Linked DNA regions of Mus musculus: region 2 is linked to region 1. A link is a loop called in an ENCODE intact Hi-C map of the cell type or tissue named here. Cell type or tissue: left cerebral cortex. All regions are shown on one strand. Links, peaks and the distances in the headings refer to the core of each region. The heading gives the core; the rest is flanking DNA.

The links. Hi-C counts contacts between places; a loop is a spot of excess contacts. Peaks named below come from ENCODE experiments on the same cell type or tissue, not always from the same donor. Only the 100,000 strongest peaks of a DNase experiment are listed, where the experiment ranks them.
Region 2: it touches region 1 in a loop (5-fold over the local background); 3 of 42 quality-filtered maps call a loop at or near these places.

Annotation. Positions count from the first base shown.
Region 1 is chr12:89,091,480-89,095,848 of GRCm38, reverse strand. The region is part of intron 3 of Nrxn3 (neurexin III); the gene reads right to left. Among named protein-coding and RNA genes, the nearest start is that of Gm40537, 120 kb to the right of the region's middle. In left cerebral cortex, for the core only: a CTCF peak has its summit at 2,319; DNase peaks (open chromatin) are centred at 1,113, 1,616 and 1,872; H3K27ac peaks cover 3,489 bases.
Region 2 is chr12:89,021,317-89,025,685 of GRCm38, reverse strand. All of the region lies in intron 3 of Nrxn3 (neurexin III), which reads right to left. Among named protein-coding and RNA genes, the nearest start is that of Gm40537, 51 kb to the right of the region's middle. In left cerebral cortex, for the core only: no CTCF peak of the experiment used is centred there; DNase peaks (open chromatin) are centred at 1,215, 1,473, 1,584 and 2,287; H3K27ac peaks cover 1,328 bases.

The DNA of each region.
Region 1 (4,369 bases), core at 180-4,179:
TACATATACTCTTAGCAAGTGGTTAAGAGAGATGCAAAATCTGAGCTACAATGGTAATTACATAGCTCTCATATTAACTGAATGCCTCTGGGTGCCTGGCTTGGTATTAGGACTTTCATTTATCTTGGTTCTGCAAGAAAACAAAAGTGGCTTTTCTCTTCTATTATAGAGATGAGAACGCCTAAGCTTGGCATGTTAGAGTGTCTTGTTCAAGGTCTTCCAGCCTGCCATCTGTAAGACTCACAGGGTTATTCCAAATCTATGACCTTACCCTTTCCCCACCAAATCATTCGGGTGAATTTTATGATGGACATTCTCTTACATGTCTCTCCTTGCCACCAAGATACACATCATACTTCAGTCAGCTCCTCAAGTTCTACACAAATGATCGGGCATTACTAGCTTTGAGGAACTTCAGGTTCAAATATATTGTACAGCTAAACTGTGCTCATACAAGGCACAATCCCCTGAGAGAGTGAAGGTGAGATATCATGTCAGCCATGACCTTAAACCTGCCCTAATTAAATATTTAATAAGCTTTGTGTCAAATTCTAGTATATGAATTTTTATTTAGGGTCATATTTTATGTGACATGCATTGCAAGTGATCATGACACATCACTATGCCCCACCACCAGGGTCTATATCTGTTAGTTTAAGGAGCCCAGGTGAGTCCCCTCTTAGCAGAACAGTTCTTTCAGCCTCAGCAAGATGTGACCTTTGATAGCACATTTTTCGAGAGTTTCTTGGATTTTGATGGATTTGGGGATCTCAAGAGCTCTGGGTTAAAATAGAAATGGCATCTATGTTATTGTTATGATTTAATAAAAATAATTTCCAATTTACCAACTTCCTAGCATGGGTCAGAGAATAAGTGTTTGAATGTAGTGGCAGCGAAGTAAGAGTGAGGAGACTGGAAGCTACGAGGCTGGGGAATGGAGAGACATTAAAACTCCCCATAGTCTCAGGGAATGCTCCATGCCACATATCCAAGGACTCTCAGAACCAGAGGATTATTTCTAGCCAATGGGGCAATGTAGACTCTCACTCAGACACCTCACCTTTGAGACTAAAGAACACTCTTCCTGCACATTTCAGTGTCATCAAAATTTAACATCTCTTCATAATAACCAACTGCATTATTCATGTTGTTAAAGACACATAAAAGATCTGGGCATAGTAATGATGCTTACAATGTCAGAGCTGTGGAGGGTTGGTCAGATCCCTAGAGTTTACTGGCTAGCCAGCCTAACCTGGCTGGCTAGAGACCTTATCTCAAAAAACAAAATAGACTTTGTCTGAAGAAAAAAAACCAAATGTGTGTGTGTGTGTGTGTGTGTGTGTGTGTGTGTGTGTGCGCACACACACACACACACACACAATGAAGCAACTTAAAAATTCCAGGGTCTCTGACTTATAAAACCTTCCCAATAACATGATCACCAGAATGAGTCAGAGATAGATCTGGGATTCAAAAGTCAACTGGGGTCAGAATCAAGCTGTTTGGGAGCTGTGTCTTATGCTGGTGGAGGACCGGGGAGGCAGCCATGAGCATGTTGAGCCAGAAGGCAAAGATCCCAGCAGAAGGCTTTGGCTCCAGTTCACCCACAAGCAACCACGTAGCCATTCCCACGCCCTTGGTCGTGACTGCAAAGATAAATTCAGTGCATGTCCCTTCTTTCTATGTGAGCGGCTTGCTTCTCTTCCCTTTGATGGTTCCACTAATAAGCCCTTCATTAATTAAAAGGAGACATCAATGTGCCAACAAAATTAGCAGTTTCGATATATCCTGAAAGTGTGAGTGTTTCAAAGAAAATGAAGGCTTGGTCACTCCTAGGTTATTTTTACTTCCCGCCACCCACCTGCCTTTTGGGCAATCTGTTCCCATCAGGCCCGCTCTTCAACTCCCCCCACACACTGCTCTCTCCCCTCCTTCCTGATTCTTTGTAGAACTGTTGTGCCCAGCCTTTTCCTTCTTACAGAGATAGGATGTCATGCTAGCTTTGATCTACCCTTCTCCCTACATCTTGTCCTCTGCCCTCCACCTTATTGCCTGGAGACAGTTGGTAAGCCATGTGTTGTGGTTACAACTAGTGGTGGATGCTATCTGGGACTAAGTATTTAAGGATAAAATTAAATGAATGGAGAAGGAAAAAAACTAGCAGCACAGGTTACAAGCAGTTCCTGCATTGAATGCAGGGCTTTATGGTAGCTGTCATATGGTTACTATGAAATCACAGTGTCCCTCATCACAAGAGTGACTCTATTTGTCAAAACTCCTGGGTAAGAATAACTCCCTGGATATTTGCTGCTACAAAGGCTCTTTCTGCAGTTCCATGAGGGGTAGATAGGATCCAAGCTCTGACTAGACTGGGAAACTGCACTTCTAGATCCCAGAAATGGAGGCACCTTAACCTGTTGACATTCTGAAAAGAGTGGGTCTGAAATCAGCAGGCACTTAGTAGAAGTCTCTGGCCATGGCATAGGTACTTCCAAGCTCAGATGGCAGTGACCTCAGACACAGCCTTGTGGTTCATTCTGATGGCTTTTTAAACACTGGCTGCTGGCGCTTTTCAACATTAAACACTCTATCAATTGTGTTTAAGAATTTCAAGATCTCAAGGTCCCTCGGTACTTATTTAGGCTGTGTTAAAATGATCAAGACATGTACATGGTAGCTTTAAAAATGCTTTTTCTACCGGCATTTGTATCTGAATGCAATAATAACATTTGTTTTATAAGGTTGTTATAAAGATTCATTGAAATAGTTTTGGGAAAGTGAATTTATAATACAAGTATATTTTTATTCCCTCACTTCTTACTGGTTCTGAGACTTTTTAGGACAAATTATAGAGAGGTAAGTAGAATGATGGGGCTGACAGACACTTCTCCCGTTCTCAGATCTGTTACAAGGCACAGAGATGCTTAGGATTTCTTTGATCTTCATCCTGTGTACTCAGGGAAGTAACCAGGACACTATACTTTGATCAGAACCATAGAAGAAAACCATTATGGATTTTAACATTTACTATATATCATCCAAGCTGGTGATCACTGCCTGTTATTTGAGGAGTAAATGTCTAAGTGTTACAAGTATTACTGAGACTATGGAGTGTGTGTGCATGTGTGTGTGTGTGTGTGTTTGTGCATGTGCATCATCATGTGTGTTCACAAACATGTGTATGCATATGTACATATAAATATGCAGCCAGGTGTGTAGAGGCCAGGTTTCCTTTTGTTGTTAGAGATAGTGTCTTATATTGTTCTGGAGCTCAACAGGTAGAATAGGGTAGCCATCCGACTGGGTAGGACAAGCGTGCACCACCACACCAGGCATTTTTAAAAGTGAGATATGGACATTGAGCTCAGACCCTTATGCTTGTACAGACAGCACTTTACTGGCTGTACCATCTTGCCAGCCCCCACTGGAAGTCTTAATAGCTCCACCGAGATAGCTCCATTAGTAAGTAGTGGAATTAGGCCTGAAATGGAAGGCTTCCTTAAATTAAAATAAATACATTTGGGGACACTCCATACAAATACCATGCCAAACCCCCATGCTGGCCTTGTAGCACAGAAGCACTTGAAACAGAGCTTGGCTTTTTAAGTGCTGTCCAGGGTATCATGACCAACTAGTTCCTGTGAGGACCTCTGAGTTTACTGGTTTCCAAGGACACCTCCAGTCCTAATATGCTATAATAGGAGAAAATGTTGCTGTCTTGGCAGCTGGCATGGATTTTTTTTCCCTTACACAGAGAGTTGCCTTTGTTTAAACAAACAAACAAAAAGCTTCAGTAAGGCATTTGAAGAAAATAAATACGGGAGAACTCACAAGAGGAAAATAAAGTGGAAGAGGAGGAGAAGCTAGGTGAGAGAAGGTGTGATAGGAGGGGTAGAGAAGGGAGACATGAGGGAAAGAGGGGCATCGGAAAGGGAAGAACTGGAAAGGGTGAAAAAAACAGGAAGCATAGGAGAGGTGCAAAAAGCACGGAGGGGAGGAGAGGGGAGAGTTGAGAGGACACAGTGACATTCAGAGGAGAAAAGAGATACAGGGTGGAGAGGATTGAAGATGGGGGAGGAGTAAAAGAAGAATCAGAGTAAGGGAGAAAGAGAAGGAACACAGAGGAGAGGACAGGAGGCCAACTGCTACATTGCCTCCTGAACCATGGCTCTCTGGGTCTCCCCTAAATTTCCAATCGCATTGACAAAGATCACAAACATCATTAGAGCTTTTCTTTTTCTTTTTTTCAATTTTTTATTAGATATTTTCTTTATTTACATTTCAAATGCTATCCCAAAAGTCCCCTATATCCACCCACCCCCGCCCTGCTCCCCTACTCACCCACTCCCACTTCTTGGCCCTGGCATTC
Region 2 (4,369 bases), core at 154-4,153, 70 kb after region 1:
CTTTCTTCTCCTCTGACTCGTTTTTTAAAAAAGACCTCCTGAACATAGTTACTCTGTAGGTTTGCCATGCATTTCATCCTCTAATCCATGAGCCAGCAGACAGATAATCAGTATTATTAATAAAAATGAGTTACTATCATTATACTAAAAAGAAAGTGATGCCAAATCTTGCATTTTGCCCCAGGTCCAATTAAACTGCTCCTCTTCATGAGGCATCAGATGTTGGTCTCTAGAAACATTAATAGCCTCCACTTTTGTCAATTCTTGGAATTCTCTATCTGTCTGCATGAACTGCACTATCTACTGAACAAGAGTGGTGTGGTATAAAACCACACCCACATCACTGAGAAACATTCTGGAGACTGGGACTCCAGACCTTCTCATTCTTTTAAAGCCCTCACAACTTGAGTATTGTTTGGGGCAGAAAGCACAGAATAGAAATTCAATAAACATTTCAATATCATTACACCCATTTTCAAGAACATCGGGAACACTTCATTGTACCCTGGCTTCTAAATATACTCTTCAAGTTCCAAAGCAAATGTAACATCACCATTCTGCCTCTGATTTCAAAGGTTAGATGAGTCTAATTATCACAGACCACAAGCCACATTGACTTAAGAGTAGTTTGTGTGTCTATGTAGGTGCATGCCTGAGAGGAGAGAGCCTGTCCTGTAGATTAGTGTGTGTTTGTGTTTGTGTGTATGTGTGTGTGCACGCGCGCGTGCGTGCGCGTGCAGAAACAGTTTGACTCTTTCACATGAATCACTCTTGTCCTTCCCTAATGCCTTTTAATGCAATGTCTTAGATCACTTATGGAAATTAAATACATTTAATTTTTGTAACTCAGTTTTTGCTCTTATTGCCTTCAAATTTCTGCTCTTGTATTTTTTAATTATTAGAATTTAAGAAGTAGTTCTCAGATATATTCAAACATTTTCATCATAATAAAACCATTGTAGATCTTAAAGTTCAGTTTTAATAATTGAAAAGGCATTCATCTCTTATTGGGTGCATTTTCAGTTTAAAGCTGGTAAGGCTGAGATAGTATAGAACTGCAAAAAATAATTTGAATTGGTCATGAAACAAATCCAATTTTCACTCTAAAAACAATGCTATATTTTGAGAAATCGTGCTTCCCTCTTCAGAGAAACATAAGGCTTAGTGATTCATCATATGCAAGTTGCCAAGTTTACTTTGGAGAATAAATATACAATACACTCAAATATACAGTAAACTTACATTGAAGTTTCTATTGCATTTTTAGTCTGAAAGTAAGTTACCATGCAAATAGTCTTTCCACCTGATCGTTCACATATTCTTCTGTAAGTAGTATAAATATAACATTATTTGGAAGAGGTATAAAATCTAGAGGATGAGAAAGCAATAACTAAAAGAGTCCTCTTAGATGACTAACTGGGGAACAGAGGATCTGATATGATGGTAAGTGCTTCTCTGCACAGCACAGGAAGCAATAGGAGAAAAGAAATGGGTGACACAGGGAGGGGATACAAGAGGAATTGTTTTCCTACCTGTAGACACAAAAGAAAACTTGGGATGGACACACACACACACGCACACACCCCATACATGGAGAACATAACTAGTTGTTAAAATGTTTCTTCTGCAAAGCTTTCAATGGGAGTTACAGCAGTCACAGTATGCAAGAAGAGAGAGTGGTACCCTTGGAGGCAATGGGCACTTCTCAGGTTCATCCAGACTTCAAGTAGCTGTGAAGCTACAAAGATAGCTGAGCCATCAAACACTAGCCCTGGAGCATTGAATCTAAGGTGTGTTGTAGGAAAAAAAAAAGTGGATCTGTAAACTTCCATTAAATAAGAATTCCCAATGATGACTTGGGTCAACACATTTAATGATGGGCATATTCCCATACAGTATTTTGTTTAATTATACTATCTAATAAAATTTTAATATAATAACACTTGCTCTGCATTTTGGATTTTCTCTGGGGTTCTGAGGAAATGAGAACAAATTACAGGAGGAAATTCATATCACAGATCAATAGAATAAATGTTACACCTGTCTCTAATGTGAAAACTAGCCAATATTTAAATGGCAAGAAAAATAGTTTTTCAAGAGTTAAATATGTTTTCTTCAAAGTCATATCTATGCATGAAGGTTATTTTGGTTCTTAATTATTCTAAGTTCCCAGTCGCCCCTGGTTTATAAAGAGATACCACTCTTCATTCTATTTCTGGATATGCCAAGCCTGGGATCTTCCTGTCCTTGCCTTTCCCTCTAGGTCTGGGATATTTTCTCTATGCCTGGCACCTTTTCTTACTTGGATTTCAGTTCCTTCTATGGGAATTCAACCAACCAAAGCAAAACAGCTATTCCCTGGTCTCCTTATCTGAATTATTTAAACAGGACTAACCATTTTCCCACAAGGGACTTTAATTGTTTGTAGTCCCTCCCCTCCCTTCTCCTCTCCTCCCCTCCCTTCTCCTCTCCTCCCCTCCCTTCTCCTTTCCTCCCCTCCCTCTCCTCTCCTCCCCTCCCTTGCTCTCCCCTCCCCTCTGCTCTCCACTCCTCTTCTATCCTGTTCCCTTTTTCTCAGTCTTAAATAAGGTACCATGATATCAAGAAACCAATGTTACCACTTTACCTTCAATGTACAGCACTGTGTTAATGCACAGGGGAGATTCAGTATGTAATATGAGTGGTGTTAAAATTATCACCATCATCGTCATGTCAGCAAAGCATCTCACTTTGGTGTTACCTCTTTGTTCTTCTTACTGGCACTCACTAATGACTATGTAATATCATGTTATGTATTTATTCATCTTTTATTTGTCTCTTAGTAAAATATATTCTATTTTGTGTATTTGGCTTACCTTAACATACTAGCACTTAGAATATGCCCTGGAACATTGTAGTGGTTCAATAAATTATAGTTGAATGAAGCTGTATGTTCACCTTTGCTTTGTCCCCTGCTTCTGTATGCAGTGCATCATCTAACACACTGTATATCATCACACGCCCTGTTGTTGACCATGATGCTGGTTCTGTGTCTGACACCCCAGCATATCCAGGTGTTCATGGCTGACTGAGAGAGAGGTGTTTGATATGAATGAAATATTCCTCGTCAGCCCTCTTCCTCAACACCAGTTATCTGTAGGATTTGGTGGTATTCTATTGAACTCACTTTTGTTTCAATTTCATCCTCCAAAGTTACAGACTGGAGACAGTTATTAATGCTGTGACTATTTCATCATCCACTGATCCGGAGTCATTTGGAAGAAAGAAGAAATCAGAGGAAAGATTGGAAATAACCTAGGGTCACTCAATAACAGAAGTCACACACACACACACACACACACACACACACACACACACACAATCAGCCATGGTGATGGAGCATACCCCTAATTTAAGCCCTTGAGAGGCTGAAGCATGTGAAGTGTACTTTTGAGAATAACCTTGGCTATACAGAGCAAGCTCCAGATAACTCTGGACCATATATTGAAGCCTTATCTCAACAAATAAGCAAATAACAACAACAACTACCACCACCACCACAACAACAATGGCATAATAATAATAATAATAATAATAATAAATGTGTACCATACTCTAGATGGGAAGTATTAAGTTTCATACAGAATTACTGACACCTACCTTCCAATAACTTCCCCCTTTATGATGTGACATATTCACGTATGAAAAGCAGAACACAACACTCCCCCGTGAAAGTTGCAAAACTATATATGTTGGTCTTACTACTATGAGCTTAGCATCTAGTAGTAAGATGAACAATGAAAGAGTTCTTCTATACCTGCCCAAAAGATCCTATCATACCTTTCATTCATATGGCCAATTCAGCCATATGAAACCTTCATTAAACCACCCTGCCTATATTATCTGCTCCAGAATAAACCCTTACAGCTAGGGAGTCTCAATGAGATGGCTGTAGCCCTGCTAACTCCTGACTATCACCCTAGGAGATATCTCCATCCAGTCCCTTCCCAGGTAACCCACTCACTCATGAATTCCTGACCCCCATGAGCAGAAGAAGATGAAAAATGTTTATTGTCTAAAGCCACTGAGTCTTGCAGTGATTAGCACTGAAGCAAAATCTTACTAATCCAGCTCAATCAAAAAGGAAGGTGTCAGAGCCCCAGAATCAGGACTCCATCTGCAGCTGTAACTAAGCAGACATCACAGACAAAATTACTTCTTTCCTTTCTCCCCCAATTCACTCTATTAAAAAGAAGTTTCAAAATAGAGAGGGATTTTTTTTCCCTTTTCAAGAGCCTTCTTAGCAGTCCTACTGTATCAAACAGGACTGGTTTTAAATGAACATCCTCGTCCTGCTCTGCCTGCCAGGGGAGTTGTGAGGCTTAATTAA